2 separate regions of the Homo sapiens genome follow, and region 2 is linked to region 1. The links are chromatin loops, found by intact Hi-C in ENCODE. Cell type or tissue: A673. All regions are shown on one strand. Each heading gives the region's core, and the rest is flanking DNA. Links, peaks and the distances in the headings are about the cores only.

Region 1 (5,393 bases), core at 161-5,160:
AATAGCCTTGGTCCTGAACATTTTCAGATTGGAGTTTTATTGAAGATATTATACATATACATATATATATATATATACACACACACACACACACACATATATTCAAATATATATATATAGTTTTGTTTTGTTTTGAGACGGGTCTTGCTCTATTGCTCAGGCTGGAGTGTGGAGTGCAGTGATGCAATCTTGACTCACTGCAACCTCTGCCTCCCAGGTTCAAGAAATTCTCCTTCCTCAGCCTCCCAAGTAGTGGGGATTACAGGTGCCTGCAACCAAGCATGGTTAATTTTTGTATTTTTAGTAGAGACAGGGTTTCACCATGTTGGCCAGGCTGGTCTAGAATTCCTGACCTCAAGTGATCCACCTGCCTCGGCTTCCCAAAGTGCTGAGATTCCAGGAATGAGCCACTGTGCCTGGCCCTCAAATTATGTTGAACAGGCAATTGGATACATGGGTCTAGATGGAGGAGCCTGGCTGAAGACAGAAGTTTGGTGATCTGGCATAAAAATAGTCATTAAATCAATAAAAATAAGATATTTTTAAAGGAGAAACATTAGAGTGAGGAGAGACAAGGGCCTGTGACAGCTTAAAGAAATTCCAGTTTTAAGGAAGGATGGAAGGCAAAATAACTGGCAAGGGAGACAGAAAAACAGGCAGAGATAGAAAAATCCAAAGAGTGAGATATCACAGAAACCCAAAGCAGAGTTTTTTCAGTAAAAAGAAGAGATAAACTCTTTTAGATGCTTGCTAAGGGGACTACAAAGTTGAGATTGAAAGGTTCCTATTGAACTTAGCACTGAGGGGATTACTGATAATCACAGGAAGTGCATTGTGGGTGGAATGAGGAGACAAGCAAGATGGAAGTGTCTAAGAAAATGGAGTCAGTGAATGTAAACAACTCTTTCGAGTAGTTTGGCTGTGAAAATGGAGTTAGGACAATAGTTTACTTGAAAGGAGGGTTAAGAAGTCTTTCTTGTTTTTCTTCTGTAAGGATGGCTCAAAAATAATTAAATGTTGATGAAAATTCCAATAGTCTGTAGTGGAAGGTTTCTGAGAAAATCTGAGAGACTGTGGTCCAGAAACAAGAAGTTGGAGGAGAAACATTGACTCTATTAATTATGTAGAGAACAGGAAGATGGGGCAAATGCAAGTAGGTTTCTACATTTCACAGTGATACCATTGTCTGCTGGCTTCTATTTTCTCTGTGAAGTAGGAGGCAAAGCTACTTGTAAAGACTGAGAAGGACCATTAAGAGGGACGTATAGAGATAATAAAGAAGGTTTTATATTTCCTTGTGGAAAGAGGTAGAGTAATTTGGTTATGCAAACACAGTAGGGTAGAGGAGCAACATCATTACAGCACTGGATGTTTGTGATCATGAATGATCCCATCTGCTCTACTGTGCATGTAATTTTTAACAACAGTAGCTGGCTACTCAGAAGCAGACATGACATGGAGAGAGAGAATGGTTGGGTTTATAAATCAGTTGGAATTTTCATAAAGAACTACCATTCAAGAAAAGACAAGAAAGAGAGTTTGGAGTTTTTTTAAGAAAATTTATTGAAATGGTGTACCATGGAATCTAAACTGAATAAGGATGGAAGTAAAGAAAGGAGAGGACCATAACTGGGCATAACTACATACTTTATTGACTTAGATTTGCCAGTGCAGTTGAAGGACTGTAGAGATAGAATTAATTCAACAGCAAAGTTGGAAGAAGAAACTGTGATAACTGTGCCAATTTCTTGATAACCAGGATGGTAAAATGATACTCTTTCTACCCCTGAGTAACTATAATATCAAGCACACACTTAGGTATTTTTGCATTTCATTTCCACAGTACTTGCAAGTGAGGTGACCAAAAAACAGCTTTAGACTCTTAAACTTAGTGTTTAAAATGAGAAGGCTGAGAGACAGTCTGCTTATGGAGAAAGTTGGAGTATTTCCCCAGTGCCCCAACCCCCTGCCACTTGTACCATCACAGTCGAAAGAAGGGAAGAGTCTCCTACTTAACAAGGTGAGATAGACGTTAAGAAACTACTACTTGGAGAACTTGCTATCTACCACCTTAGACTTAGAAAAGGTCAACGGATTAGTGTTTGACACATTCTTGAAAAATTATAAAGTAAAAACTCGTGGCTGAATTTCTTTACCTAATCAAGTTTCAGCTGCACTGTCACTGACAACAGGACAGAGGTGACTGTTTCCCTTGGACCATATGTAGGAAACATGTGGGAGGAGTGTCATGTGGGATCATTTGAAAGGCAACTTCCTCCAGAAGGGATTTTTGACAGCATAAGTGGATTTCAACATAAAGAGACCAGGTAGACTATCACATGCAGACACCATGAGTGTGTCATACGTCACCAGGCAGAAGATGTGTGTTACCTACATAGAAAGAACAACAATCTGATGTTCTTATTTGGATAATAGGAGTCTCATAAAATCTCATAAAATTGCCCACCAGATGGAGTCATTTCAAAAATTCACCATGCCTGGAAAGTACTAATACCATTTTAAAATTAATACACAGTCAAATAAGACTTCTCCTAATCCTTACCACTCCTCTCCTGATCCTGTTCTTCTCTTGACATTCCAAATGTTGAAGGTTTAAAAACTGAGTGTAGCAAGTGGTGAGAAGAATTGGAACTAGGAGAGAAAGAGAAAGTCAAACTCACAAACCTCCTTCCAGCTATGGGTTTTCAAGCAGGCCTGATCTAGGGGATAAGAGAATGCTTAAGTTTAAAATTTGGGATTTTTCTTATTAAATAGGGCACTGTTTAACTACTGAAATGAAGCTATTCTCCTGACTAAACATAACTGAAAAACCATTCATTAAATGAAATGACCGGAAAAGTTATTGGTTCTTCTTTGAATTTCGCCACAGGAAGAGGAAGAATCAAACCAACAAAGGGTGTTTACAGGGTCATGGGTGAGAAAAAGAATGAAGTTGCTTTTGGCTTACACCCTAGAAAGTCATCTCTTAAATAAAACACTTACATTTGGACTAGTGATTCCCCAAGTGAAACCATTTCAGGATGTGCCATTGTCCAAGGTATAACTATGGGGGTGGGGTGACTGAGGTGGAGAACTGAAAATCGTTGGAAATGAGATAAAAAATCTGTGAGGCCAGGATATTTGAAGGGCTATTCATGAACATAGTGTAGTCATTCAGTCACTGACAAGATTTGGACTAAGGAAGATGATTAAGTGCTGAGTGCAAATGTTATCTTAAATGACAGTGGGTGACCAGGAGATCAAAATATAATGGTCAAAGGAATGGGGAGAGAAAGAGATATCCAAGTTACATGATCCTTAAAAAAAATGGATTTATTTTTTGTGTGAGTGGAGGATTAATGTTCTGGAATAGACAGTGGGAGCAAAGAGGACACTGACTTATCTCTCAATGCTGAGGTATATGGTGTTGAAAACATTCCACTTCAGGAGTAATATCCCCTGGGAACCATCCATTAAGGTGTGTAGATGGGGAAACCCTTCTTAAAGAAGTTTAGGGACTTATTGAGTATGTACCACCAGTATCAACAGAAAAATAATGAAAAGCTTTGGGAGTAGTGGTGAGAAGGAAAGACATGGGGGAAGAGTTGGGTAAGAGACAAGAAAGAAGGATGAAGAAATGAATGAAATTGGGTTTTTAAAATATTTCAGTGGCTTCAGCTTAAATACTTTTATTGCTACATCTCTATTGATGGAAAGATAAATGCTATATTAGTCAGCTCATATCACCATAACAAAACACCACAGACTAAGTGGCTTAAACAATAAAAATTTATTTCTTGCAGTTCTGAAGATTGGATCAGGGTCTGGCAGGGTCAGTGTCTGGTGAGGGCTCTCTCCTGGCATTGCAGACAGATGCCTTCTTGTGGCTTTTTCCATAGCAGAGAGAGAGAGAGAGAGAGAGAGAGGAATCAAGCTCTCTCATGTGTCCTCTTATAATGACATAATCCTATCAGACCAGGGCCACATCCTCAAAGGAAGGTACAGTATCTTCCAAATGCCCCATTGCCAAATACAATCACATCAGGAGTTAGGGTTTCAACATATGAATTGGTGCGGGTGGTGGGACACAAATATTCAGTCCATAACAAATATAGAGCAGTTCTCATGGTAGTTTTTTGTTGTTGTTGAACAGAACTCAGGCATGAGAACCAAATATCGAACAAAGAAGGGCCACGTGACACGTAAACTTACGTGTTTGTGCATTGCCTACTCTTCTACCATTGGTGGACTGACAACAATCACTGGTACCTCCACCAACTTGATCTTTGCAGAGTATTTCAATACGTAAGTAACCTTATTGGATTGGTGATTTAACATAAGGGCAGCACAAAAATTATAAAAATTATTCTTACCTGATTCAGAGAATTCAAGTACAGAGATGTTATGTTAACTCTCCCTTGTTTCCCTTCAGGACATCTATAGATCTACAGACCTTCCTTTATACTGAGAATTAAATATTCAGGGAATACTGAATTAACTTGTGCCAACAGATTTCCCAGGTCAGCTCAGAGGGGATAACTCTTGGCTGACCACCCTTAACAAACAGGAAAAACATTTTTCATTGAAAATAATACCACAAATGGTAGTTAACTAAAGTGAAAAGGAATTATTTTCTTGGGACAATTTATGTAGGGTTTGGGGACCAACATGTGAACTTAAGTAATGAATGGTGAACAGAGGTATTAATTTTGGAAGGCTTGGCTTTGGAATTCAAAAAAGATTTGAAAGATTGAACAATTGTAATAAGTGTCAGTAATAAAGTATTCTACAAACAGATATATGACTGTTAATATGTTTGGAACTGTGATGACAATTCCATTGCAGAAATGGGAATCTGTGGATTCAACAGGTAGAACACTTGGGTTAAAAAATCCTCAATTTGCAGGTACTTACATTGTGAATTATTTTACTTACTTATTTATTTTTCTGAGACAGGGTCTCACTCTGCTGCCCAGGCTGGAGGACAGTGGTGCGATCTCAGCTCACTGCAACTTTTGCCAAGTGATTGTCGTGCCTCAGCCTCCCGAGTAGCTGGGATTACAGGCATGCACCGTAATACCCAGCTAATTTTTGTACTTTTAGTAGACACGGGGTTTTGCCATGTTGGCCAGGCTGGTCTCAAACTCCTGATCTCAAGTGATCCACCTGCCTTGGCCTCCCAAAGTGCTAGGATTATAGGCATGAGCCCCTGCACCCGGCCACATTATGAATTTAACAACAAAAAGGTCCATGATTCTCCCAAGACTTAATTTTTTCATATGTAAAATAGTCACAGTTGATAGGGTTATTGTGAGAATTCAATGAAGTAAACTATGTAAAAATATTTTGCGCTATGTAAGTATCATTGAAACAATAGTATGAAAGTCCATGGT
Region 2 (5,393 bases), core at 328-5,327, 930 kb after region 1:
TCTGGAACATGGAGAAGGACAAGTCCTTGTGGCCTCTGGCCTCTTTGGGGGCAACATAAGAGGGCATTATGAGAACAAGGGCATTAAGAATCTGGCTGATTTAGATTTGAATCATGATCCTATGTTTATCTGGGCAGTTACTAGGAACTCTGTATTCTCTTCTGTAAAATGAGGGTAATAATGATACATGTTTCACATAATGTTAAGAACATTTGATAAGGTTATGGCCATAGACCATGGTGCCTGGGCATAACTATAGATGCTCAGTATATGTTAACTCTTCTTATCATCATCATCCTTATCATCATCTCATGTTGATGTTGGTTTTATTATAACAGGAAATATATATACTTTAAGAAAGGGGCTGTGTTGAAGCAGATTGACTCACTTTTTAGGTTTGCTCCACACGCAATACTGTCTGCTTGAGAACCACATGGGGATTGGATGGGTAAGGTTGCTCCAGACCACAGTGATTTCAGAGAAGAGTAATAGAAAATTTTGCCACAGAGAAACAAACATCTCTCCTTGAAACATGTCCCATGTAACACAAGGAATTTCGCAGCCTTATTTTTGCCTTATCGCTACAACTATATTATGGCTTATAAATATCAACAGTATCTGAGTGCTTTATCTGGCCCAAATAAATGAATGTTTCTATTGCTACCAGTTTTTCTTCCTCGAATTACAAATGCCACAATGAACAGAAACATCTCTCTTGGAGCACTGTATGTGCTCAATCACATTCTGTTGTTCTCCACCACCCCCAAACATCCAGATGAAATGTAAAATACTCAGTCCATGAATATTGGGAAGCATTGATTTGTATTACTGTGAAGCCAAAATATTTAGATGCAAGGGTTGGGACTTTCTCCTTTATTCTTGCTCAGAAATGCACAAACTTAACCAGAGTCTAGATCTCGAGTCCCATAGAAGCCAATTAGCTTCCATATTCAGATGTTTTCAACAGAATTATTTATATATGTATAAAAGCACAACACAGGATAATGAACGCAACTTTTGTGTTCATATGGACTTTGATTTGACTTTTATTTCATACACTCACTAAACATGTGGAATCTGTCCATTTACCATAGCTCTTTGAGACTCATTAATCTCATCTACAGGATGGAGAGAATCAACTCTGCCATGGCCAGGGGATACGAGGGGCATATCAAAACACTGTGATTTCCATGTAAAACCTGAGAAGAACTGGGAAGAAGAAGAGGTTTTCCTTACAAGAAGGACTGGAGAATAGATATGGCAACTAGGAGAATTAAGGCAATCACACTAATTTATGTCTCTTACACCCTGTGGCCCAGCAATTTCATTTCTAGGACTTTACCCACAGACATATACTCATATGTATAAAAAAATGCTTATGCAGTGATGATCACTGCAGTACTGTTGTTAAAAAGCTTTCTAAACTAAATCCAATGTCCATATATTGGATATTGGTGAATTAAATCACAGCAAAACCATTCAATGAACCACTGTGCTGCAGATAATAAAGTGAGGTAAGTGTGTGTGTGTGTGTGTGTGTATATATATATATATATATATATATATATATATATATATATGGTGGCATAGAGCAATGTCCAAAGATATAAAGTTAAGCCAATAAAGTAATTTGCAGAAGAATATTATATTACAATCCCATTTGTATAAAATGTGTATCCGTATCAATCTATCAACAGTAGTATTTACTAGGATGAGAAAGTTATCTGGGAATTTCACTATATTATCCATTTTAGAAATGATGGATTTCATTACAATGACAATGCATATTTTTGCCATAAGGAAATATAAAGATTTAACCTAAAAAGTCATATTTTTTCCAACCAATGAAGATGAGAAAGCCATTGAAGGACTTTGAACAACAGAGTGATACATCACATTTAACAGGATCACTGTGGTAGCTGTGTTGACAGTGGTTGGGGGAAGCAAGGTGGTAGCAGCAAGACCAGTTATGACACCATTGAAATAACCAAGGCAAGAAGTGATTGTGGCTTAGACTGGAGTTATAGTAGAGGAAGTGGAGTGAAGTGACCTGTACTGTGCATGTTTGAAGACAGTCAATGAGCTCTGCTAGTGGATTGGGTCTGCAATGTGAGAAAAACAGAGGAGTCAAGGACAATTACAAATATTTTTGGTCTAATTGCTTGTTTTATGTTTGTTTGTTTTTAAGACGAAGTCTTGCTCTGTTGCCCAGGCTGCCGTGCTGTGGCATGATCTCGTGCTCACTGCAACCTCTAGGGCTCAAACGATTCTCCTGCCTCAGCCTCCCGGTAGCTGAGATTACAGGCATCCGCCACAACGCCCAGCTAATGGTCTGCTCAATTGGAAGAAAGTAGTAGTCTCACAAGGTTCTTATCTTGCCTTCCATTGTATTATACTCTTCTGGTTTTCCTCCTTCTCTTGTGCACTTAATTTTTGAGTGGTAGTGTGTGCAAAGACTGGTTATGATGCACAATCAGCCAGCATATACAATTTGGGATTCAATGTATAAATTCCCTTCAGAGGGAAGAGGAAAGAGGAAGCCTGAGCCAGGAACTCATCTTCCAGGAACTGCATCTTGAAGGCTTATTACCTTCAAGTGACGGCCATACTGATATGAAAATTATGGACCATGGCAAGACTAGAAAACTCACCAAGGGCATGAAACATCAGAGTGAACTCTCAGAGTAGATTGTCCAAGAAAATAGATGGTTGCAGTAAGCTTTAGGTATTCTCCAACCTGAAATCTTATGACTGGAGCATATTTGCATTACTTTCTTTGTCTTGATACTACAAGTTTCCTAGAATTTGCTGTGACTCATGTATTTGAACAGTTTTCCTTTGGTTTACACAATTTCAAGTTTAAACACCCATTGATGTTATTACATACAATACACTTTCAGTCAGCACTTTAGAATTGTAATCTTCATTTATGCACATAATTTGTTTCTTCAGTTACAAACATGTGGTGCAATTATGTTGGTTTTTATCATTGACTTGGGAATTAGGGTTTGTATTTATGTGATTAAAGTATTCAGTTTTTGAGTAAGTTCTGTAACTTAAATATTTGCTGTGCACCAGTCATAGTTTAAATGGAAAATCAACTTTAAAAGGTAAAATTTGGTGCCATCCAGTGTCATCATTGTGAATTGCAGCATAAGCACAATTGTGAGGAAAATAATTTCAAATGGAAACTAACTACAATTTGCAGAAATACCAATAATGATTTTAAAATAGTATAAATTTGAAATTAAATTTAACTGCAACATGAGATAATATAGAAAAAACCATGGAATTAAGAGAATTGAAACATGTTCTGGAATTGCTTTATTTATAAAATGGGAATATGTTACCTACATGGTAGACAAGAGCTAGAAAAATTTTTTTTATAAGGTCTAAATACCAAACACATACTGTACTTGACATCTACTACATTAGACATATATTATCTTTATATTACACTATGTTAAATAAAATCTTTATATATTGCAAAGAAATTAATATTTGGTTCAACTTATAGGGCATTACACAAGTCTGAACTTTTGAAAGTCATTCACAGGACAAAATATGGGGCACATTTCTGTAGATGCTAAAATTAAGAAGGAAAATTTCTACTAAGTATAGATTTTTGGTCTTCTCACAGAAGTTTTCGGTTGTTCAGGTGCAGTAACAATGGTATATATTTAAAACACTTAATTGAATATGAGATATTCTGTTAGCAAGACTACCTGGTCATGACTTGTGTTAGTTAGGTAATAGGTTTGGCTGTTGAAAGAGACCCTGTAATAACTGTGGTTTAAATGAAATAGAGAAATTGTTCTCTTTCATGTTAAAGCCTGGGCAGGCAATTCAGGACTATGGGACCCACAAAATTATCTGGGATCCAGGCTCCTTCTACTTGTGGTTCTGGGGCCTTGAATACATAGCTTCTCTCTCATGTTCCATGATGACTGCTCTGTTCCTCTTCTCATTCACAGCTTTATCTGCACTTACCATCCTTAAAACCATATGAGGCAAATGGGCAGAGGAGGATGCTCAGAGCTGATTGTATGGTTCACATCTTACTCTGCCCCTAAAATTTGTGCCCCTTTTCTGTGAACGTTTCTGCTCCTGATGGAATATCTGGTACAAAAATAATATTCATATATTCTTCTAACAATGAAACATACATACACTAATTTATTGGTTTATGCCAATATTAAGAAGAAACATAAAATAATACATCTTATTTAGTTAGTTATACATAGTAATATTAAGGGAAGTAAATCAATGCAATTTGTTCCATTAGACCAGTGGCTCCAAAGCAGTAGTTCTCAACTTTGGCTATACATTATAATCACTTAGGGAGCTTTAAAAATACTTGTACCTGAATCCAGCAATCCAAGTTTCTGATTTAATGGATCTAAGATGCAATTTGGTCTGCAGCGGTTTCTTCCCCAGGTGATTCTAAGTACAGCAAGATTGAGAATCGTTGTAGATCGTGGTGCAGAACAGGGTCACCTGAGGAGCTTCTGAGCTTCATCTGTGCCTTCCCACCCCCCCACTCCCCATTTCATTATGACACAATTAACCTGGAGTGGCGTCCAGGCATCAATATTTTTTAAAAATTTCCCCAAGTGAATCTAATTGTAGTTGGGGCAGAGAACCAGTGTTAAATATGAAAGAGAGTTTCTTTTATGATTTTTTTTGTTACCGTATGTATTGGCACTTATGCTTGAATTTATAGCTCTTCTGTCGAATTAAATGAGCAGTTTCTGCTATAGGAAAACTACAGCTATATTGAAATTTAGCTCTCCTTATATGAGCATCTCATTAAAATCTCAAATTTTACCCAGGTTTAGCTGGAATGCTAAACTAATGTCAAAAATAAAATTAACTATCATTTTACACATTTGTGTTTAGGTAGAATTTCCTAACATTTTCCATTGCTATGTATTTTTAAACAACTTGATTACATTTAAATGCAAAACTTTACTTTATCATTCGAAGATCTCATAAAGAGACAATTTTATTGTTGGAAGGACGTCTCAGCAGCCATAGCCTTTTCTACTATTGCCAACACTTAGAATATTCTGGGTTGGGCCGGGAATTCGATATTCTTTTTGCCACTCACATTTCCTCTCTACATATTCTTCTATATCAGATAGCCCAGATACAGTATCATCTGACTGTTGCAAAGCCAGTTGTACTGTACTCAGAATCTTGACCCAACCAGGAGTTTAGCCATGAAGTCGTTGGCTCATGTCATCTTTGTACTCCAGACAGGATTAACTTGTATGTTTGTGTGTTGCAATTATACAAACAAGGTGAGTCATGGATTACTTGGAGCATTTTCAGTTTTGGGGCTTTCAACTTCAGGCCTTTGTGTTCAAATTCCCTTGTACTGTAGCTCCAGC

What was found. A loop is a pair of places that touch in the nucleus more often than their neighbours do. Peaks named below come from ENCODE experiments on the same cell type or tissue, not always from the same donor. Only the 100,000 strongest peaks of a DNase experiment are listed, where the experiment ranks them.
Region 2: it touches region 1 in a loop (5-fold over the local background); 35 of 110 quality-filtered maps call a loop at or near these places.

What each region holds. Positions count from the first base shown.
Region 1 is chr7:123,146,071-123,151,463 of GRCh38, reverse strand. SLC13A1 (solute carrier family 13 member 1) reads left to right here. Exons shown (of 15, transcript NM_022444.4): 7 at 4,154-4,305. Among named protein-coding and RNA genes, the nearest start is that of SLC13A1, 51 kb to the left of the region's middle. In A673, for the core only: a CTCF peak has its summit at 2,477 (motif pointing right); no DNase peak of the experiment used is centred there.
Region 2 is chr7:122,217,192-122,222,584 of GRCh38, reverse strand. LOC102724527 (a long non-coding RNA gene) reads right to left here. Exons shown (of 6, transcript XR_007060500.1): 6 at 3,308-4,443. Among named protein-coding and RNA genes, the nearest start is that of AASS, 76 kb to the right of the region's middle. In A673, for the core only: a CTCF peak has its summit at 3,141 (motif pointing left); a DNase peak (open chromatin) is centred at 3,114.